Regions from separate parts of the Homo sapiens genome. Here all the other regions are linked to region 1. Evidence: chromatin loops called from intact Hi-C (ENCODE). Cell type or tissue: PC-9. All regions are shown on one strand.

Region 1 (4,000 bases):
GAGGGAAGAGAACAAGGTGGAAGAGCCAATGTTGCCTCTCCTGATATAACACCTGTATACAACTACAGTCAGCCCTCTGGATCTGTGGGTTCTGCATCCATGGATTCAACCAACCTTGTACCAAAAATATTCAGGAAAAAACTGCATCTGTACTGAACATATACAGACTTTTTTTTCTGGTTATTATTCCCTAAACATTATAATGCTACTATTTAGTTAGCATTTACATTGTACTAAGTATTGTAAGTAATCTAGAGATGATTTAAGATATATGGGAAGATTACATCAGTTATATGCAAATACTATGCCATTTTATATAAGGGACTTCAGCATTTGTGGATTCTGGTGTCCCCAGAGGTCCTGGAACTAATCCGCCATGGATACCGAGGGATGAGTGCACTGGAATTTATCTGGACATCCATCTCTGTAGGTTTCTTATGAGTTTTTCATGGCTTTGCAGAGGCATATACCAATGATATGGGGCCTTCAGTTTCCTCATTGGCCGGGGAGACACAAGCTGAGGGTAAAAGAGCATGGGGGACCAAGAAGTGAGCTTCCATGTTCCCTGGCTTCCCGACCAATAAGCACCTCCACCTACTCTGTTCCTGGCCCCCTTGAACCTAAATTTGATGCCTGCCCTAGTAATCCAGCAACACACTCCCAGTGCCAGCAAGCAAGCATTCAACCAAACTGCCACTTACTAACACCATCATGCTTTCCCTTCACATCCTGGAAAATTATTATTAGACCTTCCTAAAATGTACACACTTTTAAAATCACTAACCGTTGCCTTTAATCTATGTAGCTGAACTTTATCTCTCTTAAAACTTTGGACCCTTTCCTATCAGAGGAAACATCTGAGAGCATTCTGAGTCAAAAATGCTAAGAGGAAAAATGTCACATTCAGCACAGTCCTATAAGGATGCAGAAACCCACCGGTGGCCTGCGGTTCCCATTTCTGAAGAAAAAACATGCCAGAAAGTCTCTCCCCTTCTATGAGCCACACAGGGTTGCCATTATTCATAGGACTGACTCCTGCAATCCACAGTAAACCGGTCTAGAGAAGCACTTGGACTGCCAGGGCTTATGACAATTTCTTACTTCAATTAAAATGCCTATGGATTTTATGCCGAAAGGGGAATGTTTTAAACTTGAATTATTAGCTTCCAATGACCATCCAAACCAATGTAAAATATTTAATGCTCCACTTCATTTGTTTTGTTTAAAACTGATCTTGTGCTTGAAAATTTTGGCTGCTGTGCTCATTACTGTTCAGCCACAAAGAATGCAAAAACAAGAGCAGTTTTTATTTTGATGAGCGGCAGCCATTATATCCTAAGTGTTCATCTTCACCACAAGCCATCATTTGTTGAGGCCCTAATACATACATATTCTTTCAAGTTGCTTTACATATATTGATCCACTCAGTCTAGTCTAACAGCATGCATTTACTGAGCGCCTTCTAAGTGCCATGCATCAACCTGGGCATTAGAAATAAAAAGTGAGGAGCAAGTCCAAGGTAATGGCCCCATGGAGAAAGCAGATCATCAAATAAGCAGTTACTATGCAATGTGGTAAATGCTGTGATGGAGAAAACAGGTTATTAAAAATAATAAAAATGATATATTAGAGGCCAGGCACAGTGTCTCTGCCCTATAATCTCAGAGCTTTGGAAGGCCAAGGTGGGAGGACTGCTTGAGCCCAGGAGTTCAAGGTTACAGTGAGCTATGACTGTGCCACTGCACTCCAGCCTGGGAAACAGAGTAAGACCCTGTCTCTAAAATATATATATATATACATATACACACACACATATATATAAAAAACATATACATATATATATATTTTAGACACATCACACTTAGTAGGTGTTCAGTAAATGCATATCTACCTGTAGACTAGAAAGACAGACTGCATGTCAGATGTTTAAAGCCACGTCTGTAATTCTAACAACACTCTACCAGGGTAGGTGTCTCCCCACTTTCCAAATGAGCATTCTCAGGTTTTTCCACACTGCACACTGCCTCTCTAACAGTATCAGCATCAGCATCATCGTTTGCATCTTACATCCCCATTCTGGTCTCAAAATTACACTTGCCAAACTGCATTAGCTCATTGAGGCATGCATTAATCCCAATATTGATCATAGATACCAATTTGCAGGAAGTCTATGAAACCCTGCACACCATGGGGAGAAAGGACCACAACAACTCCAAACCACAGGGCACACCCCAAAGAAACTCACAAGCTGGCTGCAAAGAGTAATACAAGACTAATAAACATGAAACAGGATAAACATGTCACTGGGCAGTCTATGGTCATGGACAAAGAGAGTCTCAGAGAAGTCACTTGACTTTAAAAGGGGAAACTCATTGTGGAAGGATTCATTAAGGAAGTAGGACTTAGGTCTTAAGATCATATAAGGTCAGATGGTGCAATAGGAAAGAAGGCCAGTCCCTCAGGAAAGCAGTGTACACAGAGAGGTGCCCAGGAGGCTCACAGGTTAGGCTGAACGACGGCCAAGGGTGTAACTAGAGCCCGACAATGGGGCAAGTCAGCCTGCAGCTGCCCGAGGTGCCAACTGATAAGAGATGCTAGGGCATCCTGGGGCATTAAAACACCTCGGTATAATAGCAGATTTATAAGAACTCCTCCCAGAGACTATTACACATCATGGAGGCAGTTCTTTGTTCCGCCTCCTGGGACAGAGGGTGAGACCCTAAAGGGCCTCCAGGAGCCAAAACTGAAGGCCACCAAGCACCCTTCTAAAGATAACAAGTGCATCTGCTGCAGGGACTTGCTTCTGCTTGGAGGGTGTGCCAGCTCAAGGCCAGGGCTGCATTATTCAGAATCATAGTGGAGGCTGAATGCTGTCAGCAACCCTTCTCCCCATGACCCTTTTCCTATAAGGCATCCCCTCCCAAAGCTGGTAAACAGAAACTTAAAGAATATTGACTTGCCGGCCAAGTTATTAGCTTGCCTGGGGCACCCAGATGTCTCAGCCAGTCTACAGATAATATCTATATTTGTTTAACTCTCTACTGCTGATCAACTACTTTTACAAGTTAGATTATTTTTACAACAGCAATGAAAAAAGCACTAAACCTCTCATAGAGGAAAATCCTGAGTGTCAGAGTGGGTAAATGGCCTGTTCAAGAAAACTGGCAAGTTGCAGAGCCAGGTTTTGGACCAGGGTATCTGTCCAGTGGCCCATCTGCTCTATTACTGCTGCAGATGGACTGCTGCAATAGTTGCAATACTCTATAAAGTTCCTGACCGTTGACAGAGAGCTTTTACAGAAGTCTTAGGCAGTACACACAAATACGAACATTTTCAATTTTCCTAAAAGTAAAATAACATTAACAATAATACTTGTACTCTACTTCTTCAAAAACCCATCTTTCCTCCTGGCTATGTACTTTGTCTCACTACATTTATAAGGTAAGTGAATCGTTATTATTTAGATGACTGCTAAAGATATATAAGTAAAGTCTTTTTTTTCTTTCTTTTTTTTTTGAGACAGAGTCTCGCTGTATCACCCAGGCTGGAGGGCAGTGGCGCGATCTCCATTCACTGCAACCTCCGCCTCCCAGGTTCAGGCGATTCTCATGCCTCAGCCTCCCAAATAGCTGGGACTACAGGCGCGCGCCACTGCGCCTGGCCAATTAAAGTCTTAAATCTTAGATAATTTTTTTTGTATTTTTAGTAGAGACAGGGTTTCACTATGTTAGCCAGGCTGGTCTTGAACTCCTGACCTCGTGATTTGCCTACCTCAGCCTCCCAAAAGTGCTGGGATTACAGGTGTGAGCCACCTCGCCTGGCCAAGTAAAGTCTTAAATCTTAGATACTGGTCTACTAGTAATTCACTGCTTAGAATGACCTTGCATTTGTGCCACATATCTGCCCATTTCCATTTTCCTGCCACCAAACTCCTGCCTCCACTCCCAATCTTCCCTCAGTGACACGTGATGTCATATAAGCAGCATCTTCCTACATGTCC
Region 2 (4,000 bases), 74 kb after region 1:
AAAGCAAAAACCAACCCCTAATTTAACACTTTTTTTTTTTTAAAGAGATGGATTATTGCTATGTTGCCCAGTCTGGTCTCAAACTTTTGGGCTCAAGTGATTCTCCCACCTCAGCCTCCCAAGTAGTTGGGACTACAGGCCATGCCACCACCACTGGTTCCTAACTTATAGAATTTGCCAATATCTGTGGTGCAAATACTCTCATGATGGCCAGTTTCAAGCTACCAATGTACTGTCCCTGAATGCAGAGTTGGGAAAAGATGTACACTGTCTGTCTTCATGAATTGGTATCTATCACAACCCTGAAATAATTCTAAAGCTTTCTGTTTAAAGCAGGAGAATTTCATATGTCTGTCAGTAATCCTGCAAACTCCATATCCCAAGAGGATTTAATTCAAAGGGTGAAGTGTTTAGAAAATAAAACAAGGCCGGGCGTGGTGGCTCATGCCTGTAATCCCAGCACTTTGGGAAGCCAAGGTGGGCGGATCACCTGAGGTCGAGAGTTAGAGACCAGCCTGACCAACATGGAGAAACTCTGTCTCTACTAAAAAAAATATATGTATATATATATATATATATATATATATATATATATATATATATATATATATATTTTTGTGTATATATATATATATATATATATACACACACACACACACAAAATTAGCCGGGCACGTGGCACATGCCTATAATCCCAGTACTTTGGGAGGCCGAAGTGGTTGGATCACCTGAGGTCAGGAGTTCGAGACCAGCCTGGTCAACATGGCAAAACCCTGTCTCTACTAAAAATACACAAATTAGCTGAGCATGGTGGCACATGCCTGTAATTCCAGCTACTTGGGAGGCTGAGGCAGGAGAATATCTTGAACCTGGAAAGTGGAGGTTGCAGTGAGCTGAGATTGCGCTACTGCACTCCAGCCTGGGCAACAAGAGTGAAACTCCATCTCAAAAAAAACACCAAAAAAAACAAAAAAACAAAACCCGAGTAAGTTCCATTTCACCAACTCACAGATATGATTAGCCTGAGTTTCCAGAAAAACAAGGAATGAAGGAGAGACTGCAATCCTGTACAAAGTGCCTAGAACAAAACAAGCACCAAATTATTCCTTGCAAAATGTCAGCCATATTTAAAACTGGCTCTTCTTTAGTTAAACATTAAAACTGAGTTTATTTAAATCACTTCTTAAAACTTAGTTTCATCCTAATCAACTCTGTTTATTCTTTTTGTATTTTTTAAATTTTCTTTGAGAGACAGGGTCTTGCTCTGTCACCCAGGCCAGATTGCAGTGCTGCAATCGTACAATCATAGCTCACTGTAGCCTTGAACTCCTGAGCTCAAGTGATCCTCCTGCCTCAGCCCACACACCCAGTCTATCTTCATTCAATCTGATGAATGGTGAAATGGTTACGTTTTCAAACACATTTTAAAACAATTACATAACCTATAAAATAACAAATATTCATCAGATAGTACCTAAAATCACTTTGCATACCATCTGTGGCATCTGTACAGGGATGTGTACCATGCTTTGTGAAACAATGCACCAAGTACGTGTTGGACATTATTATTAATATTTATCTTTGGAGGCTGAGTATTCAAAGGCTCCCTCCAATAATGCAGGTGGTAAATTCTCAGTACTATATTTAGATAAATCATCAGGAAACTTGACTCCCAATATCCTAAAAATCCTTTAGGAAAAGTCTGTCTGGCCTTTCTTTAAAGGTCACTGCTGCTAGGCAACACCTTTCTTCTGGGATGTGGACCACATTTCTTAGATTTTATTAAAGCACTTGTCTTGTCATGGGTGGAGGTGGGGGAACACATTCTGCTTCTATCTAGCATTTCAGTAGAGTCCTAAGCTCAGAGAGGACAACAAGATTCAGTTCAGAAGAGGTCACACATTTCCTCCTTCGTTTTGCACATCTGTGGGTGTTGTGTGCTATAGGCAGTGTGCAGTGGATTGGAAAATAAGGACCTCTGTGTTTCCACCTTTGAGCTGCTACCTACTCCCTGGGTAATCACTGGCCAGCTTCCCAACCGTAGGTCAGTCTCCTCTTGTCAAACCAGTTAGAGCAGGAGGCTGTCTCAACTGTGGGGAAGATCTGATTTCGGAAATGGAAGCTATTCTGCCCCATTCTCCCTCCTGAGCTGATCAATGGCAATTATTCACAACAATGACACATGGTGGGTCATTTTCTTTTAATTTATTGATTTTTAACCATAATGGAGAGAACTTCCCTGTTGCAAATCTGGAAGAGATGTTCTACGCTTCAGAATTGTCCATTTTTCTCCTTGTTTTAAAGGGGACTACAGCATTCCAACCCAAATCTAAATCAAAACCTAATTTCTTCAGGTGGTTAATTGAATCAAAAGAAGAGTTGTTTCTAATTACCAGCTGTGTCCTGATTGCAAGGTAATTTGTATTCATCCATGACTAGCAAATTCATAATGCATGAGGCCCTACACAGCCACTTGCCTTAATAGCCCTCATTTTAGAAAGCTGATGTCTTCAAGCCAAAGGATGCTTAACGCAATGTTTAGTCACGTTGAAGAGCCTTGATTGACTATTCCTGAAGTAAGCTTGTAGAAAAGGAAGTAGTTTCCTAATCCATCTCAGCTTCTCCTCCAATCCACTCCAGCTCCTTTCTGTCAACCACAGGAAAAGCATAAAGCTGGAAGGTACAGGAACACACTCATCTGCTGAGTCTGCTTTCACTGAGGAGGCTGAGACAGTGCATTTTCAGCCTTTCGAATATCAGCGGTGAGGGTCCTCTATGGTCTCACATTTTAGTGCTCAATGATTAGGATTTCTCTCTTGACCACAGAAACTGGACTTTCCAGTTCCTCAACAGAGTCATGGGAAAGATCCCATTAGGAAGAGGACTGTTGCCTCTGGCAAGATTTGACCACAGGTTTAGAGCAGGTTACAGTCATGGTTTCTACAAAGTAGGTTGTTCCTGGATGTAAGAGGTGGCCAGCCATCAGAAAAATCGAGCATAAAGAGGCCACATGAATACCAGTCATGCCAAATACACCTTGGAGAAGACTCTCAAGCACAGTGCATTTAACTTTTGGGGAAGTATGCCCTTTCTAGGAAAGGAATACAGTCTCAAGAATTCAGACTTAAAATCCTTTGGAGTGGGAAGAAAAAACCACAGTCTATGTGATGGAACGGGCTGGTGGTCCTTACATTACCTGGGTTAGACTTTACATTACCACCTAGCTTTGTGAATTTACACAAGTCACTTAACTTTTTTGAGTATCAGTATTCTAAGCAGAAAATGAATGAACGAAATATTTACTAAGATCCCTTCCAGCTCTATGATTCTGTGACTCAATTACTTACTTTCACTTCTAGAACCTCATTTATCCCTCCGAGCAGTTAACTCACATTTCTACTATAGTGTCTAAAAATTAATGATATCCACAAGATTAAACATTTCTAGGGTCTGATTCCACCCCCGCCCTGCCCCTGCCCCAAGCATTTCAGCAGGATTTTTATTATATATATATATAATATATATTTATATTATATAAATATGTATATATATTTTTTTGCTGAGATTTATTTTCTCTTCTGAGCTCAGAATTCACTATTGGAGCGTGTCATGAATCATGCCTTAACTCTCTTCTGCTTGGTCTTACCAATGAAAAATGGAAGATGTATACTGGCAGAGAAAGAATTTAAAGCTGGGCGCGGTGGCTCACGCCTGTAATCCCAGCACTTTGGGAGGCTGAGGCGGGCGGATCACGAAGTCAGGAGATCGAGACCATCCTGGCTAACATGGTGAAATCCCGTCTCTACTAAAAATACAAAAAATTAGCCAGGCGTGGTGGTGGGTGCCCGTGTTCCCAGCTACTCGAGATGCTGAGGCAGAAGAATGGCGTGAACCCGGGAGGTGGAGCTTGCAGTGAGCCGAGATCGCGCCACTGCACTCCAGCCTGGGCGACAGAGCAAGACTCTGTCTCAAAAAAAAAGTAAAAAGAATTTAATAAGCT
Region 3 (4,000 bases), 97 kb before region 1:
ACTCTAGGCCTCAGTTTTCTTATCTGTAGAGTGGGCATAATAAGTGCCTGTCTTGGAGGGAGTAGGATGAAATGAGCGCATGAAGTGTTTAGGACAGCACCTGACCATAGGGAGTCTTCAGTAACTGTTAGCTATTATTAATCTGCGACAACTGGAGTTATTTTCATCAGCACACTGTTGCCCCAGTCTCACAGTGATGCAGTATTACCCCCCAAGTACCTACCTCTCATGACTGCCAGAGAGAAAAGAGCCCTCATAGGACAAAAAAAAAAAAGCCCATGACAGGGCTGTCCTGTGCTAACGATGTATACAACTATTGCTAAATCCTCACTCCCTTCCTCCTTTTGCTGCCTGTCCCCACCCAGAGGGTGTGTTGCCACTTATAACTGCTCAGGCAGGCTGGCCCTGGCCTTGGGAGCTCAGAGTCACAAGCTGAGCCAAAGTGCCAGCAGCCAGGCCCACCTGGGGGCCTCTGGGAGCCTTTGTGTGTGATGGGTAAGCCTGTAGGGCATTTCCATAGCACAGTCTCCTCAGGCAGCCAGCAAACTGTGAGGACAGACTCCTGGAGGAGCAATTCTTCCCTAATCAGAGTAGTTTGCTTTGTGAGGTCTAATTTGAATTGGACTGTTGGTGAATTGCTGCTCCGATCCCTTCCTTCCTGGGCAGCTGGGCCTGGACCCGCTTTCCACCCTGGATCGGGACTCCTTTGGGGGGACAGTTCCTCTTCACCCAACCTCTGCCTCCCCAAAGACAACAACAACTTAAAAAAACAGCTTGTGTGTTTACTTTTCTGGTGAGGATTCCTAAATCGTGTGCCCTCAGAGGAATACCATGATCCAGCTTCAAGGGCGAGCTCAGACAGACCAGGGAGCAAAGCGAATGCACATAAAGCAGCAAGGCCACTGCCACAACCACGCTGGGGGCGCTTGTCCCTTCTGCCCCCTCCTCACACCCATGCACTGAGGCCAGTCAGTAATTAACAACGATACGGATGGCTGCATTATTAATTAATTACCATTAATACAGCTGGGGCTGTTCAATGGATGGGGGAAGGTAGCTTTTTACTGGAAAAGAGAAATTCTTTGCATGCTATGACATTTAATTTTGATAAAGCAGTACAAGTGATCCTTATTATTAATGGATTTTGTACTGGTGAATTCACCTACTTAGTAATTTTTTTTTTCTTTTCTTGAGACAGGGTCTCGCTCTGCCGCGCAGGCTGTAGTGTGGTGATGCAATCACAGCTCACTGCAGCCTTGACCTCCCGAGCTCGAGCAATCCTCCCACCTTGGCCTCCAGAGCAGCTGGAACTACAGGAGCATATCACCACACCCAGCTAATTTTCTTTTTTTTCTTTTTTGCAGAGATAGAGTCTCGCTCTGTTGCCTAGGCTGGTCTAGAACTCCTGGGCTCAAAGCAGTCCTCCCACCTCGGCCACCCAAAGTCGGGGAATTACAGGCATGAGTCACTGCAGGAGGCATAAAATTTATTTGTAACCTCCAAGTCAATATTTCTGGCACTTTCACAGTCACTTGTGGACATGCACGGATCGTGGAAAATTGGAGAGGATCGTGGAAAATTGGAGAGGCTGCTGCACACGTTCCTAGCTGAAGTCAAACAGCTGCCTTCTTGCTTCGGCTCTCACACCATAATCGAGTGTGCTCTCCGCAGCCCATTTAGTGTCATGTTTTTTATTGGTAATTTCACTGTATACAATGACCCCCAAGTATAGTACTGTGGGGCTGTCTAGTGTTTCTAAGCACAACAAAGCTGTGATATGACTCAGGGAGAGACTATGTGTGTTAGATAAGCTTCATTCAGGCATGCGTAATGTGCTGTTTGCCTTGAGTTCAATGTTAATGAATCACATATACATATACGATGTCTTTAAACAGAAACACACATAAAACAAGGTTGTGCAAAAATGACAAAAATGATTTGACCAGAGACTCACAAGAAGGTAACCCTGGATTTCTCCTAAGAGCAATGGTTTAGTGTTTGCAGTGAATTTCTAGAGAATAACTCTCACACATAATGAAAGTCAACTGTACACCAACTTTTTTTCCCCAAAAAATGCACTAAAATTTTCCATCGTTTAATAACTGACAGAACAGTCTGTTGCATTAGATATAGACATCACATTAATTTTAATATTAAAAACTTTCCACTAAATGTAATAAACATTTATTAACTACTCATGGTCAGATACATACAAAGATAATGAGACACATTCTTCCTTTAATGAGTTTTATATTAAAAAACTTGATTCAAATGTAATCACCAATTTTATTAAAAAGAGGAAACGCACGGCGAAAAGGAGCAAGCTTCATAAAGAACAGGCTGACATCTAATTTCTCTGTCTGACTCACTGATATATTTAATCTGACTACTACCTCTGCAGTCACTGAAGAAACTGTAACCAGGATCATATGCAAGGCTCTTTACACATATTTCTTTATTAATAATCACAACTCCATGAGATACACATCGTCATCTCTTCTGACCAATAAGAAAATCAGGTCTCAGGGAGATTTTTAAAGATTGTCCCAAATCACTGAGCGAGTAAGTTGCATAACTAAGAAATGAACTCAAACTCAAGTGTATTCGCCTCCAAAGCTCCAGGTACTGAGCCCCATTGCTGTGTGGACCTCGTACATATTATGTTTGTCATACAAGACATCTCACTGTGAAGTTACAGACAGACTCCAGCATCACTCTAGGAAAGTGTTTTGTGAGGGGAAAGCAAAGGGCAGGGGTTTGTGGTTAAATCTGTTTGGGTCATATTGCCTTCTCCTCCCAGTTGAAGACTCACAAGGTGTTCTAATTAATTAAAACCTTTGCTTTAAGATGCTCTGAGATGCCATGCAATAAAAGTACAACATGTTTGTGAATTCAGGAAGCATTCTAGTAACAATCAGAAAGAAACCCAAGTTGATTCTCAAGGTCAAGGCACAAGGATGGCAGCATTCCTGTTTCTGTAGGTCTTCTATAGTTCCTGGTGCCTTAAAAAGAAACCTGTTTAACTTTTGTTTAATCCAGTCAGTTCTTACTGTCAACTTTATTTATTTGTGGGAGGCTCTGTTCACATGGGAGAATGAAGGTGTGGATATACAATGTCAGAGAAGACGCAACATTCAGAATGGAAGGAAAAAGCATAATCTGACTGGACATGACAATTAATGTCTCTGCTGCATAAGCTGGTGCCAAGCCCAGGGTCTAACCTTTTCATTGCTGGCCCTGATCCAGACATGCCATTAGAACAAGTTCTCACCTGGAGCAGGTGAGTGCAGATCAAAAAAAAAAGTGACGAAAACAGCATCTCCTTTTTCATGTTTTTACTTTAAATATGCATCTACCGAATACATATGCAGTTAAAAATTATTTATGGTAACTAGTATTACGATGAATTCTCTATATTAATGCTGGAAACAGATCTGGTTTAAATCTAACAGCTGACACGTTCCATCTTTACGCTCCTCCCAAGTCTTTCCAATATGGTTTCTCATTAACACAAAGTAATTTCTACTTTTGAACTCGTTATCAAATCCCTGGCTCGGTTTTAGTGGTGGTTTATGGGTGATCTATTTTTGCAGAAGACTTTTGCTGCCAGAGTAGCAGGCAGCTTGAATTCTGCCAGAATATTAGAATTACAGGTTGTAGGTAAGGGGTGAGGAACAGAAACGGTTTCTCAAGGATGAGTTAACATCTGATAATAGTTCACATTTACAGCAGGAGATAAGACCCTGAGGGTTTACAGACTAGAGGAGAGACAAGCATGAAATACTTCACTGTGGGAAGAAGAAAAAAGGGGACGCAGTTGCTGTTGCAGAGAGGGTGCAGTTAGGAAACCCCTGCCCAAGCTGGCCTCCTAGGCTGTGCCCTGAAGGCTGAGCGTGAGTCAGGAGTGGAAGAAGGTGTGTGTTTAGGGACAGGGTTTCCGAGAGGAGGAACAGTGTGAGCAGAGGCAGGAAGGCATCAAAGAGCCTACTTCGTATTTCTA
Region 4 (4,000 bases), 130 kb after region 1:
AAGTGTTGATGAATCCTATTACTAATTGGATGGCAGTCTGGGCAGTAAGGTTTAGTGCCAACAACAGCAGTAGAGGAGGCAATGTTCTGGCAGCATGACAGAATCAGGATGTCTCAGGCTGTGATCTTCAAGCCTCTGCTGCCTGCAGATATGTCTCAAAGTATGAATTAAAAATCATTGAAATTTGAAGACTTTGGGCACTCTCTTCTCCCGTGCAGCTCTTATCTTTCCCTATTGTCCTCTTTCCCGCACCCCCCCACCCCCAACCACATTTACACATTAATGTTCCTTGGAAGGCTGTGAAGCCATTTGAGTTTGGACCCCAGTGATGTTTCTGACCTTGATGCTGTATCTCCACATACTCTGCATACCTGCGTATCTACCTTCTACTCTCTGTATTTCTCTAGTGTGTGTGTGTGTCTGTGTGTGTGTGTAAAACTCTTCAACAGGAGTGATGCTTAACTACACACCAAAACAAAGCAAGGCCTTCCCTAAATATCACCAACTGTTGATCTTGAACCTAAAGTTGTCATGAGAGCAAGCTCGTACTTTGGAGCAGTGTCAGGCTTTCATGCTTCAGCCTCGGGATTGAGACATTTGCTCCCTAAATGTTTTACAGACATTTGCTCCCTCAATGATGCTCTAGTTTCTGAGGAAAGTAAACAACTTAAATAAAAATTATATTTGCAGAAGTACTTGTGGGATGAGCCAGGTGTCCAACAAAAGTGGAGAAAGGTGCTAAGCTCTAGAAATTTTGTAGCCACTGAAGTAGACATGCAGATGTGAGGCCAACTGACAAGCACAGCTTTTGAAACTGCTTTTGCAAATTTATGACTGAGACAGTGAAAGAGATCTAACTTAACTGACTCCATCTTGCTTCTAACCTCCAAGCTGTCCTTGTTCATTCCTGGGCATAGGCTGAACTAACTTTGGGAGAAACTTACTTTATAGTTTGAACAAAGACGGTAACAGCCCTTTCCCAAAGCAGACCTCCTCCTTGTCTGGGTACTAGACTGCCTTTGTAGGACTAACGTTAGCCACGTGATTAGAAATTATGGTTTAGGAGTCATGCAGCTGGAGGCTACAAGATTCTGACCCTCCCTAAGTTGCTCCTAAGATCAGAGCTTGAGATATTTTGCAGACCTTGCACTTGAGGGATCAGCTGGCTCCACCCAGATCAATAAACTGGCTCATCTGATCTTGTGGCCCCCAACCAGGAACTGACTCAATGCAAGAAGACAGCTCTGACTCCCTGCGATTTCATCCCTGACTAATCAGCACTCCTGGCTCACTGGCTTCCCCCCACCCACCAAGTTATCCTTAAAGACTCTGCTCCCCGAAAGCTCGGGGAGACTGATTTGAGTAATAATAAAACTCTGGTCTCCCGCACAGTCGGCTCTGCGTGAATTACTCTTTCTCTATTGCAGTTCCTCTGTCTTGATGAATCAGCTCTGTCTAAGCAGCAGGCAAGGTGAACCCCTTGGGTGGTTACACTTTCAGGAGAGCTCTGAATCATAGCCAGAGCTGTGTTCACCCAGGGATGAGCAGGCTGGGACATTCAGAGCCTCCTTGTGGCCTGAATTCCTTCCTTGGGTAGAGCTTGTCCTAAGACACCTCGTTTCTATCTCAAGTAGACCCTGAGGCTCAGATGAGTTCTAAGACAAGGTAAAAAGAGTCCAGGGAAAACATGAAGAGCCAGCAAAGATGGCAGATGGCTGTGAAAAACAGTAGCAGACATCCTCAGACAATCGCTCAGTGCCTCGGAATGATTTTCAGAGATGTAAAAATGGACTCAGAGACAAAGTAGAGAAGGAAGTGAGAAGAACCCAGAAAATAAGATGTCATGTTATTTGTTTATATATTTGTTTTTGAGATGGAGTCTCGCTTTGTTGCCCAGGCTATAATGCAGAGATGCGATCTCAGCTCACTGTAGCCTCCACCTCCTAGGTTCAAGAGATTCTCCTGCCTCAGCCTCCTGAGTAGCTGCGACTACAGGTATGCGTCACCATGCCTGGCTTATTTTTGTATTTTTATTTTTATTTATTTATTTAGTTAGTTAGTTAGTTACTCTGAGATGGAGTCTAGCTCTGTCACCCAGGCTAGAGTACAGTGGGACAATCTCAGCTCACTGCAACCTCCATCTCCCGGGTTCAAGTGATTTTCCTGCCTCAGCCTCCCAAGTAGCTGGGACTACAGGGCTGTGCCACCGCACCCGACTAATTTTTGCATTTTTAGTAGAGACAGGGTCTCACCACGTTGGCCACGCTGGTCTCGAACTCCTGGCCTCAGGTAATCTGCCCACCTCAGCCTCCCAAAGTGCTGGGATTACAGGCGTGAACCACCGCACCCTGCCTAATTTTTGTATTTTTAATAGAGATGGGCTTCACCATGATGGCCAGGCTGATCTCGAACTCCTGGCCTCAAGTGATCTACCTACTTCAGCCTCCCAGAGTGTTGGGGTTATAGGTGTGAGACACTGTGCCTGGCCAATGCCGTGTTATCTTAACACGTATCATATATGTATGTGTTGGCTGTTGGTAAAGGAAAGCCTTTCCTAATTGTTAAAGTCAAATACTGTGTTAGGTGTATTTGTTAATATTTTATATTTACATATCATCTCACCCATTGTATTTTTTCACTTGCTGCCCTCTTGAAAACCACCTGCAAAACACAGGTGTGGGAGTAATTGTAATCTTTCATGGAAGGGGACCCCCGCTCTAGATTCCCTCGCAGTTGTTCAAGGCAGAGGAGGCACTCAGCTCAGGCTTTCAGTTCTTATCTTGGAAATAGTTTCAGTGAATTTTCAAAGTGGAGGCTAACACCTGAATGACAGGCTCATTATTCATGCTTGGTTTTATCTCTTTTTATTTCCAGCTATGGGGACCCAGCAGAGGAGGCTCTGTCTCTCGGGAATGCACTCAGTGGGTTGGGTCCCTTCCCCGCCTGGAGGTTACGGCCCTTGTGCCACTCCCTGATTTCATTAACAGCGCTTGAGGGGACTGCGCCATTTGCACGTACAGGGAGCAAGAGCAGGTCACGTAGTTATATTTTATCCAGTGTTGCCTTTCTCTAAGGGCGACGTTATCTATTAACCACTTTCTCTCTGCCCGCATCCCTGCTAGGTGTTGTGAAAAGTAAAGATGTAAAATTTCTGAACAATTTAAAGCTACAGTAAACAAAACATTTTCTCTGTGGGAGGTGGGGTTGGAAGGAATGAGAGGGAATCCATGTAGATAATCTAATTCTGTTAGTGTATGAACATCAGTATGTGAGTTCTAATTCCATGCGCTTATAAAATTCTCATGCCAGAAATATTCTGGAATGTGAAAAGCCATCAATGTCTTTTGCCTGGGCTACTACAGTAACTTTATTTTATTTTTTTATTTTGATACATGGTCTGGGTTTGTTGCCCAAGCTGGAGTGCAGTGGCGTGATCTCAGCTCACTTCAACCTCTGCCTTCCGGGCTCAAGCGAGCCTCCCACCTCAGTCTCCCTGGGATTGCAGGCACACGCCACCAAGCCCTGCCAATTTTTGTATTTTTAGTAGAGATGGGTTTTTGCCATGTTGCCAGGCTTGTCTCAAAACTCCTGGGTTTAAGTAATCTGCCTGCCTTGGCATCCCAAAGGGCTGGGATTACAGGCATGGGCCACCACACCCTGCCCTGCAGTAAATTTTAATTGATTTTCTTACTTTCTGTCACTCCCTATGTGACACACTGTTCTCCATGTAACCGGCTTTCAAAAGCTCAGGAGGGCACTTTCCAGCACCTCATTCCTCCTGGGATGAAGAAGCCCCAGGCCTCATAAGCCCGTGAGGCCTGAGGCCACCCAGAGCCCACCCCACCTCCCAGCTCTTTGCCAGCCATTCCCTGCCACCTGAAGGCTTCCGTCCTGCAGGATGCTCTAGGCCTTTCCACACCATGGAGCCTTTGACCACATAGCTTCCTCTCCGTTCCTTGCTCTCCCAACTCTCCTCCTCCAACTTACTTAGTAAATTTCA
Region 5 (4,000 bases), 68 kb before region 1:
CCATTTGACATGCAGTCAGAGCCATTTAACATGCAGTCAGAGGTATTATGAGGAGGGAAGGTGTTCTGAACCCCAGAAGGCTGGGTGCTGTCCGTGTGGCCTTGCAGAGATCACAGATACGCTTAGAACCCCAGTTTGCTCAGTGTTTTGTATAAGCGAAACTCCTGTCTTCAGAATCAGCATCTGGAAGGTGGGAGGAGAGCTGTGTGTTTCAGAATCTCAGCCAGGCTTGGCAATATCTAGCTTAGAACCTCACCACCCAATGCATTCTGTGGGCCGCAGCATGGGCTTCATCTGGATGTGTGTTTTAAATGCAGAATCTCAGTCCCCACCTAGACCTACAGTGTTAGGCTGTTCTTGCAATGCAAGAAAGAAATACCTGAGAATGGGTAAATTACAAATAAAAGAAGTTTAATTGGCTCACGATTCTGCAGGCCGTATAAGCATGGCACTGGCATCTGCTCAGCTTCTGGGGAGGCCTCAGGGAGCCTTCACTCTTGGTGGATGGTGAAGTAGGAGCAGGCACTTCACATGGGGAGAGCACAAGCAAGGTGAGGGGGAGGAACCACACACTTTTCAGCAACCAGGTCTCACCAAAACTCACTCACTATCACCAGGACAGCATCAAGCCAGGAGTAACCTACCCTCATGACCCAAACACCTCCCACCAGGCCCCACCTCCAACATGGAGGATTGCAATTCAACATGAGATCTGGGTAAGGACAAATATCCAAACAATATCGCCTACTGAATTGGAATCTGCCTGATCCTCAGGTGACTCATAAGCACATTGAAATTTGAGAAAAGCTGGCTCCCATCTATAACGGCACGACTTCAAGGAGAATATAATATATTTAGTAGCCATTGTCATAGAACCCGGTCTAAATACTTGCTCTTCATTTGCTTCATTAAAAGAAATAGAGACCTCTTACTATGAGGATTGAAAGTGTTAATGTATAAAAGGCATGGGGCAGTGTGATATGTTAATGAATGCCAGCTTTGTTTTTGCTGCTACTACTATGATCATTAGCTGCTATATTCATCAGTCTAGATTTACCAAAACTCAAGAGAACCACTGAGGGATGGGAGTTGCCAATGCTGAGCAAGTCTTTCTATTTGTGACTTTTTTATTCCCAGCCCTTGGCATGACAGAATCCTCCCCAGTGAACAAAGAACTCTTAAAAGGTGGCCTTGGCTGATCCACAAAGGCAAAAGAAAACACAAAGCCCTGGAAGGAAGATCCCTGGGACTCCACGGTCTGCAACCAAAGAGCTGGCTCAAGCCAACAGCAAGGCCAACCACTTAGCCCCTCAGAAGGAGAGAGGCCTCCAACCCCCATGTCCCCATCCCAGGGGACACAGAGGCACCACCTTTGTGTGAGAGAATAATCAAGGGTATCCCCCAAAACTCCAAAGGCCCCCAAGCTCTCTCATTGGCACGCACGCACTGCCCGCAGATCACTGTTTAAGGAAAGTGTGCAAACGCTGTTTACATGGCATCAGCTGAAGGTGGACTGCTGGCAGACGGATGGGCAGCCGCAGGATGCAACCATCCATTTATGTCACTGGAACGTTTGCAAGGAGACAGATCAAATGGGAGAACCAAACCCTCTCTGTTCCCTTTTCCCTCTCCGCCTGCTTCGCTTCTGGTGTGTGTGTGTGTGTGTGTGTGTGTGTGTTGGGGTGTGTGTGTGTGTGTGTTGGTGTGTGTGTGTGTGTGTGTGTGTGTGTGTGTGTGTGTTGGGGGGTGGGGGATGGGGCCTAGGCTCTGGGTCTCTTCACAAGAAGTCAGGTTCCCCACAGAGCCAAGTTCCCCTCATGTTTAAGCTCCAGGAGAAACCAGCCCATGATTACAATTTCACAGGCAAACACCAGCAACAGTTCAGATACTTGCTCCAGGGTTCCCAGCAATGCTGACTCTGCAGAGAGAAACAGAGAGCAGAAGCCTGGGGTCTCCCATCTTGTCCTCAGGTAATGGCTTTTGTTCCCAGGGTACAATTAAGTCACTGTTCCCTTAGTGTGTGTGTACCGAATACACAATGCCTTCTATTCTCAAGGCCTAAAGAAAACAGGCGTTGGCATGAGGCATCCACATTTTCTTTAATGAACTAAACAGCCCAACCTGAAATTCAAGTGCTAAACTTTCAAGAGCAAACAAAAAGCTCGTGTTCCAGTCCAGTTCACTGAAACCAAGTGACTTTTCTATCAGCCTCAAATCCTGGGGGTGTTTACTTACTTATTCTTCTCTTATCAGCACAGTTAGGGGTCAGTTCCACATGTAAGCAAGGGAAGCAAACTGAGCATATGACACTTCAGATGGGAAGAAAAAAATCTCTGAGACTCTTACTCGACACCCTATGTGTTTGCAAATGGTTTCTCTCCCCTCTCTGCTGTTCCTGAAATCTGGGGAATCAGGCATTTTGAACAGCTGAACAGGCAATTCAATCTTTGGAATGAAATCTTCTAAATCACTGCTATGAATGATGACTCCTTCCTATAAAGAATTCCCTAAGAAGTGCACGCCTGGGTTAAGCCAGGTTTTCACTCCTCAAGCAGTCCCTTGTTTGTAGGTGTCACATAGACTACAGTTCTGCAGAGGAAAACATGTATTATTTACGAGAGGTACAACTGGCTTTTTGGGTTTTTTTTACATACAAAATAATGAAAAGAATGGGAAAGCTCCTGTCCCAACCTGGGGGTAATATTCTTCAAGGTAAAGCAAAGTATTTGATGATATAAAAAGAGGCATCTGGCAGATTTACATCAAAGCCATTTTAAGCTGTTATAAAATTAGTTCCCTAAACATAATTTTTCTCTTCTTTGCTAATGGACAACTTCTAGTACCTCTCTGTGTTAATAATTAGACAAAGCTGGAGTCAGAAGTGAAGTTTCTATTAGACAGAGAGGCATAAACAGAGTAAGAATGAAGTGTGTCTTGTGTACATATGGGAGGGAAAATGAGGTTCAAGAGTCCATAAAAGCTTTAGTAATATTTGATCAGCAGTGTTTGTGCCTTCTTTTTCCTGGACTGCAACTAACATAAATTTTTCTCTTATCAAAGTGATTAAAAAAAAATAGAAAGTGACTCAGTTATGCAAACTTCAAGATAAGGTGTAAAAGAATCTGATGCAGGAAAAAACACACATTGCTTTTGTCTTATAAGCATTTCTAGCTCATTAAGACTCAGAAACACAAATATAATAAGACCAGAAATAAAATCATGACATTCGGAAGTCTAGAAGTAGTAGTTTATGGTGATTTCATTAATCAGAAAATAATACCTAAAACTTTATTTACCAATTTAGTGAAAGTTGTTTTCTGAAGTCTTAAAAATAAAGGAAGAGGACAAATAGTTCTCAGCCTTGCATTTACAGCTGTTTGGCACCACTTCTATAAACCACCCTTCCAGCCAAGAAACTTAACACAAGATTAATGGACTGGAAGACCTCTCGTAGGGAAAGCCTGGGTTTAACCAAAAGGCACTGCTACACACCCGGATGCACCCGCATTGACACTGACAGGATCCAGTTCTGCACCCACTTCCTTTGAAAAACATGGCCTATCAGCTTGAATTCTCCAGCAGTGAGAACTTAGGTAATCACACGTTTTGAGCCTAAACTGACATCCATTTCAAAAGATCGATTTTCCATCCAACTGCTTGTCAAAAGTAGGACACTAAAGTATTTATATGTATTAATTGCAAATTGAAATAACCTATCTGCGTATTTCTATATGGGCACCTGCGATGAAGCACATAAGTCAATGATCACCTGAGTCTCGCTGGAGGTAGAGCTTTGAAAAATACAGGTTCCTGGGCTCCCCCGTGAACTCTGGATTCAGTCCATGGGGCAAAGCCCAGCAACCTGCATTTTAAAGAGCTCCTGGGTGCTTCTGATGCACAGTGAACTCTAAAACTCACAGACTGGAGTAGTAATTCTCAACCATCGTCAGTGGGGGAGGGGAGCTGTTGAAAGTCCAGATGCCCTCACCAGACTCCACAC
Region 6 (4,000 bases), 140 kb before region 1:
AGAGTCACAGTTTTTATCTTTTCACTGGTTGTGCAGCCACCCTCTAACAATTCCCAAACAAAGCCTCCTCTTCTCTCTCTTCTCGCCCTAATCTGCTTCTCTTTTGCTTTTTTTTTCAAACATCTCCAATCCCATTTCACTCCACAAGGCTAGATGTGAAGCCTCAGTGAAGCTACTAACTTAAGGAGAAAAAAGGGGAGCTTGGTGTTTGCAGTTCCCACCCTGAAGTACTTGGCTCCACCGGGAAAATGCTGACTATTCAGTTAAAGGGGCAGGGTAGTTCCCGCAGGACAACCGTGGCTGCCTTGTCTGGAGTCCCCTTCACCTCCTGACTTAACAAAGCCCCGTTGTTTGATTGTCAGGGGAAAGTCTTGTTGAATTCGGACACTTCCACTCGTATCTGAAGAGCTTATCTGTGATTAGGTTTCAGTTTGGATTAGAGGGGAAAATAAAGAAAATAAAGGCTAGAAATTGGAAAATAAATGCATTTCTAATTACAAAGGAAAAATAACTAGAGAGTACCGAACAACAAATTTGATAAATCTTTGCCACTTTGTCAAAGTTCACATTAAAACTAAGAAAGTTGGAGTTACATTCAAGGGCCTTGGGCAGTCAACACCAGGCCAATCATGCAAGCAGGTTTGGCCTTCTGGTCTGCTAGGAGACACATCAGCAAGCAGCACTGCATTCTCCCTGATTCTCTGGTGTGGGTGTGTGGGAAGGGAGTGGCGGCTGTCTGCCCCTTCTGTGCTACTGTTAACCAAGATTCTTCTATGTCAGTGGCTACAGTTCATGAAAATTAGGATAAGCTCTTTTCTCTTCTGCTGGCTAGCCTCTCTTTTACCAAAATATCAGTGCGTGTGTCTCTATGTGTGTGCATTTGCTGTGCATGTGTGTATGTGTGTGTGTTGCGGGGGTGGTCTGTGCTTATGTTTGCATCGAGGTGGAGGGTAGTGTTAGAGGTATGGGGCTATGAGGGGGGACAGCACCATCCAAATCAAAGAGAAAAAAAGAGGAAAGAAGCAAGAGGGTGCATCAATCAGCACCCCCAAACCCCTCCGAGGGGATCAAGAATAAGCTTGCCATTTCCACAACTTCAGGTTCCTGGGAGGTTGAACAAATAGAACAGCTTGGTCATTCTGAGTACCCAGTGCTAAGAAAGGAGCACCAGGGCTCACGGGTTTGCTTACCAGAGTATCATCGCTTCTGGCAACACTCATGTTACTTCTGGACAGGAATGACCTGGATAATCTTTGGCACAGTGATATCAAGCGAACGGATTGCTTTTTTTTAAAAAAAAAAAAAAAAAAAGGGAGGGCGGGGAGGAAAAAGGCAGGGTGAGAGGAGGAGAGACAGCTTATGTAACAATTGTCAAATGAGTACAAACGACAAAGCCTGCGAGATCGTGTTCATTGCTATCAGCACACACTCTCCCAGGGTGGGCAATCCTACAGCAGAATGGGTTGTATTTGCTTAAAGAATAATTTTAAAGGTCTTATAAATCAAGACAACAGGATATAGAGATTCTCCTTCCATGTTTCATTATTGAACTACAGAGCTGGACACCCCACATCCTTTCTCTCTCTATATTTTCTTCTCTGCTGTTTGGAGAAGGTGATCTGACCCTTGCAGATCACCCTCAGAGAAGCACAGACTGCAGGGGCCTTGCTCTGTGTCCTTTGTGCCACATAAGCAGTGATGGTAGACAATGTGATAACCAAAACGCAACAGCTGTTGGAAGTGAACAGCTGGGGGACCTCTTAGTCTATAGAACAAACATCTCTGCATTTACTCTCTAAGGCAAAAGTACAGTTAAAGAATGAGAGCGAGAAAGAGAAATGGTTGCTCTCTCTCTATTTTAAGCCTAATTCTAAGGACTTTTGGGAATCTAGTGCTGTGGTCTTCCTCATCCCTACCACGGCACCCCAAAATTGGTAGGTGTGAAAACGAGGTACATTTCTGGCCCTGAGCTGGGAAGACACGGTAGGTACCCACTTCCTCTAGGTTTGACATGACCCTGGGCACAGGAAACCATCCCATCACCTTCTTAGCCCTGAAGTGTGATTTGTTCCAGGAGGTCTGCAATGCCTTCAGAGCAATGTCCTACCCAGCCCCTGTGGAGGCCATCCACACTGAGGAAGGAGAACAGGCCACCCTGCAAATGCTCACGGCCCCACCCCACCCCCACTCCAACCACTCACAGATAAAGGCTGGGCTGAGAGACCCACTTACCCAAGGTACAGCACAAATGTAATCTCATGCTGCTTACCACAAAGAATGAATTTATTTAAAATGTGGCTTGTAGTATTAGAAAAAAATTTCACTATAATTTTACAGTGCTGCTATAAAAATTTGCACTGAGAATAGTTTTGATGAAAACAACACAAAATTACATTTAATGGTATCAGTTAAAGTGACTAAAATATTGTTTTTGCTTGTTTTTCAAAATAGAGTAATGGTGCAGAACACTACAGGGTGGATTAAAAAGAGGAAAGGATGTATCTTCCATATTACCAGTATCAGAGGAGATGCACCCTGACCACACACTACTCTACACAGGAAACAGAATTTGTTAATCCCTCCACAACAAACAATCTTACTTTCCATTTTTTCCGGGCTGCAAACTTCTTGAATTTCTCCATGTTTACTGCTGATGCTTTTCTACTAAGTGCCTGTTGTGTATCTTTAGGCTAAAATAAAAATCCAAGAAAAAAAATTAAAGCTCTCAAATTATGAAAATGTGTTATATGACAATTTTTTGAAACATCTCCTTATTCAGGATGCTTACACATTCACCTTATTAAATTAGCATAAGAAGTTGGGATAACATGGAATACCTAGGCACCTAGTCTTAGCGGGCTCACTCTTCTATCTCAGGGTTTCGTATCATCCATGGACACTGGGGAGAAGTAGAGCTTGGGGTCAAACTAAATCACAACTTTCCACACTGATAGTTTGGGAATGGCAATATTCATGGTGAGGCTATGTTATGAGGCATTTGAACTTGGGTATCATCAAGTAATGTAGAGCTGAGAGGGATCTCAGAGGTCAGCAAAGTTAGTTTGGCCTATAGCAGGAGAATTCCTTGTATTGTATCTTTTTCAGTAGATGTATTTAGCTTTTGTCCTCCACCTCTGGGAGGAGGAGACACCATAGCTGGCTAGGAGAACCCAGGTAACTGCTGGGAACTTGCACAGCAAAGCTATTTGCCCCCAGAGCCTGATTCTGTGATGTTCACTTCTTTATTTCATGATTTTATTCTGTAACTATCATACTTTCCCACCCTTAGCCCTTTCTGCCCTGGATTGAAGATACTTTAATCCAAATGTCAACCAGGCCAGGCAGGTAATGTAAAGGTGTAATGTTCCAGGGCGCCCTGTTCCCTAGCACCAAGGCACCTGTGCCACTTCCCAAGGCCACGTGGAATGAGGGCTCAGTGTCAGCAGATCTTCAGATTTCCCAAGAGAAGCTGGAAATCCAGATTTGATTGATATTTACATGCTGGAATCAACATAAAATGTTAAATACACTGTTTGGGCCAACACCCCACAGGTCACTCCAAACACAGTTGTCGAGTGGGCTTGACCTTCTTCAGTTCCTGCTCTGTGCTCGCTTATTCCTCTCTCCCCACCTCTGGGATCATTAGTATACAGTCTAACCTGTCAGCTTTTCTTAAGATACGATGCAAATAGCAAACTTAACACTCCAGGTGTGACCTGTGGTTAGCAGTACTCTATGATACATGAATACCAGGGTGCCCAAACCAATCACATAGAAAGTGATCTAAACAGTTTCGTAATATGCAACTCACCTTGATCCAGGGATGCTGCAAACTATCTTGAATTGTCATTCTCTTCCTTGAGGGGAGGGGGAGAAGAAAAAAAATGCTGTGACCATAGCAGCAAATACTAAGGTTGTTTTCATGCTGGCTGGGCCTGCCAAGCAGATACTGTGGAAAATGCAGTTCAGGGAAGAAAGCCAAAAACAACATCGGTCTTTT
Region 7 (4,000 bases), 160 kb before region 1:
GGGGTGGGGGAGGGATAGGATTTAAAATAGGGTGGTCCAGAAAGGCCTCCCTGAGAAGGTGAAGCTCGAGTCAAAACCTGCAGAAGGTGAGAGACCAAATCACATGGATACCTGGGGAAGAGCCACTCAGGCCCAAGAATAGCAAGTGCAAAGGCCCCCGGGCGGTGGATGGCCAGCACTTTTGAAGAACATCAAGGAAGCTCATGGGGCTGATGTGGAGGGAGACGGGAGGAGGCGGAACAGGAGATGGGGGTCAGGGAGGCAATGTCAGGGGCAGATCCTTGGGGAAGCCCCCATTTGAAGGGCTCTGATTCCCATGAGAAGTTGCTAGAGCATCTGAGCAAGGAGGATGAGATCTCACTTACGTCTGACCAGGCGGCTGCGTGGGGACCAGGCTGTGGACAGGTAAGGGTGGAAGCAGGGAGCCCACTTAGGAGGCAGCAATGAATTCCCAGTGATTCCTGCCCAAGGGCTCACTCCTGCTAGGAGAAATCCGGATACGATTCCAATAGAGCAAGGAAGGCGAAGGGACTACCAGCCCACAGGGGCAAATCACACACACCGGAGAGGCTGGAACAGAGGAGGTTTCCTGGGCTGGAGGTGAATGTTGATGGATGAGGAGGAGTGGGTGCCACGGAGTCTTCCCCGAATGTTATGGGCTGTGTGCCCACATGCCCGTAGCGGGCATTCCAAGTCTCTCTCTGAAGGCAGAGCGCCATCAGGTACCCTCAGGGCAGAAGTGGGCAGAGAGATGTGTGCCTGTGTGTGCTGATGCTGTGGGCACACTATGCGCAGGGGGTGAAGGGGGAAAGGGGAGCTCCAGGGTGAAAGAACAGCAGGTGACAACTCCATGATGGGGGAGCCGGCAGGGGCTTCCCAGGACCCAGCCACAACTGAAGGGGAGAAGAGGGGAAGGGGAGGCTGGGCAGAGGCTGCAGAGTTCACATCCTGAAGGCAGAGGAGCCCCAGGTGGAGGTGAAAGTGGAGCCCACTGAGTGGCTGGCATTTCTAGAAAGATAAACGTGGGGCTGGGATGGACTGGTCCCAAGGGGCAGGAGGCTACAGTGCAGGGGTGGGTGAAGAGTCCGACTGGTCTGGAGGAGACTAAGGTTAAGGGTGACGCCCTTAACCAGGTGGGGGCTGGAGAGGCGGGTGCTTCGTGGTCATGGAGAAGTGGGAGGAGACTTAGTAGGCTGCCGGCTAGATGCAAATAGGTGAGGAGAGAGTAAGAAGGGTTTCCATGATCCTGGGCAGAGTGACAGACAGATGCGGAAGCCCTTTGCAGAGGCTGAACACTGGGGAGGAGGAAGCACAGAACTGGAGGGAGGGACCCTGGTGTGGGGGGGCCGAGGGCCTCTGAAGGTGCTGTGTGAGGCTGGCACTCAGGGGCAAGCAGGGACCAGAGACCTGAGCATGGGCCTCAGTGTTGGACAGCTGCAAGTCTGGGGGCCAGAGAGGGCCAGGGGGATGGAGAGGGAGAAGATGGACCAGCAGGAAGCAGAGGCCTAGGGAGAAGCAGGACGCGGGGACTTTCTCAGCCCAGGCAGGATTGTCAGGGCGTGCCAAGGGTGCCCAGTCCTGGGGATATCCAGTGAAAGAGGCTTAGGGGCAGCAGCTGGGGCTTGGGTGGAAAGATAACAAGGAAGCAAAAGGAAGAGCTGGCTTCAAATCAGGGAGGGGCTCACAGTGGGCGGGAGCGGAGGCAACAGCTGGGCCAGGTTCATGGGGCCTTTGGGGTGGCTGGGAAAGTTCTATTCTTGACCTGCGTGGAATTCAAAGGTGTTTGTCTTATGGAAACCCACTAAGCTTTATATTGGTTTATGTGCTTTTTTCTATCTATGCTTTCTTTTATAGTAAGACAGTTTAGAAGGAAAGCTGTCAGGAGGTGAGTGGGGACTCTGCTGAGGGTTACGTGGAACGGAAGGCAAGACAGTGGAGGGTGCAGGAGTAGGGGAGGCAAGGACAAAGTGGGGACAGGACGTGCAGACTTGTTCAGGTCCCCCTGGCTGAGGACTCAGCGGAGAGGGAAGGTGGCAGCAGGGGGCGCTGGTGGTCAAGGGTGGTTCTGAAGGAGAGGAGGATGGAATTGCTTCTGGAGGGTAGGAGGAAGGCGTAGGTGCTGGGCCTTCCAGGAAGACCAGAGGCCCCTCCCTAGGCCTTGACTCAGCTTGAAACCTGGGGAGTAAGGATGCGCTGTGAGGGCACAGAAGGAAAGCTTTGTATAAACCAAAGAATGTGAAAAATCTCAATAATTTAAGAATACTGGAAGTCCTCGCCAGATCAACTAGGCAAGAGGAATAGAGGCATCCAAATTGGAAAAGAGGAAGTCAAATTATCCCTGTTCACTGATGATATGATTTTATATCTAGAAAACCCTGAGGATGTCACCAAAAAATTCTGAGTTAATAAATTAATTCAGTAAAATTTCAGAATACAAAATTAACATACAGAAATCATTAGAGTTCCTATATACCAATGACGATCCAGCCCCAAATCAGGAAGGCAATCCCATTTACAATAGCTACCAAAAAAAAAAAAAAAAAAAAAAAAACTAGGAATATATTTAACCAAGGAGGTGAAAGATCTCTACAAGGCAAACTAAAAAACACTAATGAAACAAATTATAGATGACACAAACAAATGGAAAAACATCCTGTGCTCACGGATGGGAAGAATTAATATTGTTAAAATGACCATACTGCCTGAAACAATCTACAGATTCAATGCAATCTCCATCAAAATACTCACCTCATTTTTCACAGAATTAGAAATAACAACTCTAAAGTTCATATGAAACCACAAAAGGTCCTAAATAGCCAAAGCAATCCTAAGCAAAAAGAGCAAAGCTGGAGACATCATATTGCCTAATTTCAAATTACACTAGATGGCTATAGCAACCAAAACAGCATGGTACCCACATAAAAACAGATAATGGAATAGAACAGAATAGGGAACCCAGAAACATATAGCCACATGCTTACAGCCAACTGTTCTCTGACAAAACTGATAAGAACATACACTGGAAAAAGGACACCCTTTTCAATAAAGAGTGTTGGGAAAGTTGGATATCTATTTGCAGAAAAATGAAACTGTATCCTTCTCTCTCACCATTTGCAGAAGTCAACTCAAGATAGATTAAAGACTTAAATGGAAGATCTTAAATTATAAAAATACTGAAGGAAAACTCAGGGAAAACTTTCTAAACATGGGTCTAGGCAAATAATTCATGACTAAGACCTCAAAAGCATACGGAACATAACTAAAAATAGACGAACAGGACTTAAACTAAAAGCTTCTGCACAGCAAAAGAAATAATCAACAGAGTGAACAGACAACTTGCAGAATGAGAGAAAATATTCGCAAACTCTACATTCGACAGGGAACTAACATCCAGAATGTACCAGGAACTCAAACAACTCAACAAGAACAACAAAAACCCCAAAATAATCCCACTTAAAAGTGGGCTAAGGACATGAAGAGACATTTTTCAAAAGAAGACAGAAAGCCCACAAACATGAAAAGCATGTTCAACATCACCAATCATCAGAGACATGCAAGTTAAAACCACAATGAGTATCACCTTAACACCAATCAGAATGGCCATTATTAAAAAGTCAAAAAATAACAGATGTTGGAGAGGATGCAGAGAAAGGGGAACTTTTATACATTGTTGGTGGGTATGTAAATTAGTACAACCTCTATGGAAAACATAGAGAAATTACGCACAGCAACTTCTCAAATGACTAAAAATAGAACTCCCATTCATTCCAGCAACCCTACTACTGGGTATCTACCTGAAGGAAAATAAATCATTATGTCAAAAACATACCTGCACTTGTATGTTCACTGCAGGACTACTCACAGTAGCAAAGGTAGGGAATCAAACTAAGTGTCCACCGACAGAGGACTGGACTTAAAAATTGTGGTATATATACACAATGGAATACTACTTGGCCATTAAGAAAAGGAAATCAGCCTGGGCGTGGTGGCTCACGCCTGT

Evidence for each region. Hi-C counts contacts between places; a loop is a spot of excess contacts. Peaks named below come from ENCODE experiments on the same cell type or tissue, not always from the same donor. Only the 100,000 strongest peaks of a DNase experiment are listed, where the experiment ranks them.
Region 2: a loop joins it to region 1, with 8 times the contacts of the local background. A loop is called at or near these places in 4 of 110 quality-filtered maps.
Region 3: a loop joins it to region 1, with 5 times the contacts of the local background. A loop is called at or near these places in 14 of 110 quality-filtered maps.
Region 4: it touches region 1 in a loop (6-fold over the local background); 6 of 110 quality-filtered maps call a loop at or near these places.
Region 5: a loop joins it to region 1, with 4 times the contacts of the local background. A loop is called at or near these places in 11 of 110 quality-filtered maps.
Region 6: a loop joins it to region 1, with 3 times the contacts of the local background. A loop is called at or near these places in 25 of 110 quality-filtered maps.
Region 7: a loop joins it to region 1, with 8 times the contacts of the local background. A loop is called at or near these places in 30 of 110 quality-filtered maps.

Annotation. Positions count from the first base shown.
Region 1 is chr9:87,501,061-87,505,060 of GRCh38, reverse strand. The region is part of intron 2 of DAPK1 (death associated protein kinase 1); the gene reads right to left. Among named protein-coding and RNA genes, the nearest start is that of DAPK1, 5.2 kb to the right of the region's middle. RefSeq lists an enhancer at 2,410-2,469. In PC-9, no CTCF peak of the experiment used is centred here; DNase peaks (open chromatin) are centred at 2,430 and 2,940; H3K4me3 peaks cover 1,335 bases; H3K27ac peaks cover 2,689 bases.
Region 2 is chr9:87,426,900-87,430,899 of GRCh38, reverse strand. No RefSeq gene overlaps it. Among named protein-coding and RNA genes, the nearest start is that of DAPK1, 69 kb to the left of the region's middle. In PC-9, no CTCF peak of the experiment used is centred here; DNase peaks (open chromatin) are centred at 2,049, 2,559 and 2,899; H3K4me3 peaks cover 1,375 bases; H3K27ac peaks cover 2,315 bases.
Region 3 is chr9:87,597,784-87,601,783 of GRCh38, reverse strand. The region is part of intron 2 of DAPK1 (death associated protein kinase 1); the gene reads right to left. Among named protein-coding and RNA genes, the nearest start is that of DAPK1-IT1, 46 kb to the right of the region's middle. RefSeq lists an enhancer at 839-1,432. In PC-9, no CTCF peak of the experiment used is centred here; DNase peaks (open chromatin) are centred at 393 and 1,803; H3K4me3 peaks cover 875 bases; H3K27ac peaks cover 3,288 bases.
Region 4 is chr9:87,371,643-87,375,642 of GRCh38, reverse strand. No RefSeq gene overlaps it. Among named protein-coding and RNA genes, the nearest start is that of DAPK1, 120 kb to the left of the region's middle. In PC-9, a CTCF peak has its summit at 1,583 (motif pointing left); DNase peaks (open chromatin) are centred at 1,142, 1,472 and 2,982; H3K4me3 peaks cover 1,064 bases; H3K27ac peaks cover 3,671 bases.
Region 5 is chr9:87,569,177-87,573,176 of GRCh38, reverse strand. All of the region lies in intron 2 of DAPK1 (death associated protein kinase 1), which reads right to left. Among named protein-coding and RNA genes, the nearest start is that of DAPK1-IT1, 18 kb to the right of the region's middle. RefSeq lists enhancers at 1,544-2,044, 2,869-3,038. In PC-9, no CTCF peak of the experiment used is centred here; DNase peaks (open chromatin) are centred at 2,146 and 3,066; H3K27ac peaks cover 1,929 bases.
Region 6 is chr9:87,640,659-87,644,658 of GRCh38, reverse strand. DAPK1 (death associated protein kinase 1) reads right to left here. Exons shown (of 26, transcript NM_004938.4): 9 at 3,812-3,857; 10 at 2,601-2,690; 11 at 1,191-1,283. Among named protein-coding and RNA genes, the nearest start is that of CTSL, 83 kb to the left of the region's middle. In PC-9, no CTCF peak of the experiment used is centred here; no DNase peak of the experiment used is centred here.
Region 7 is chr9:87,661,112-87,665,111 of GRCh38, reverse strand. The region is part of intron 18 of DAPK1 (death associated protein kinase 1); the gene reads right to left. Among named protein-coding and RNA genes, the nearest start is that of CTSL, 63 kb to the left of the region's middle. In PC-9, CTCF peaks have their summits at 1,832 and 2,034 (motif pointing right); a DNase peak (open chromatin) is centred at 2,121.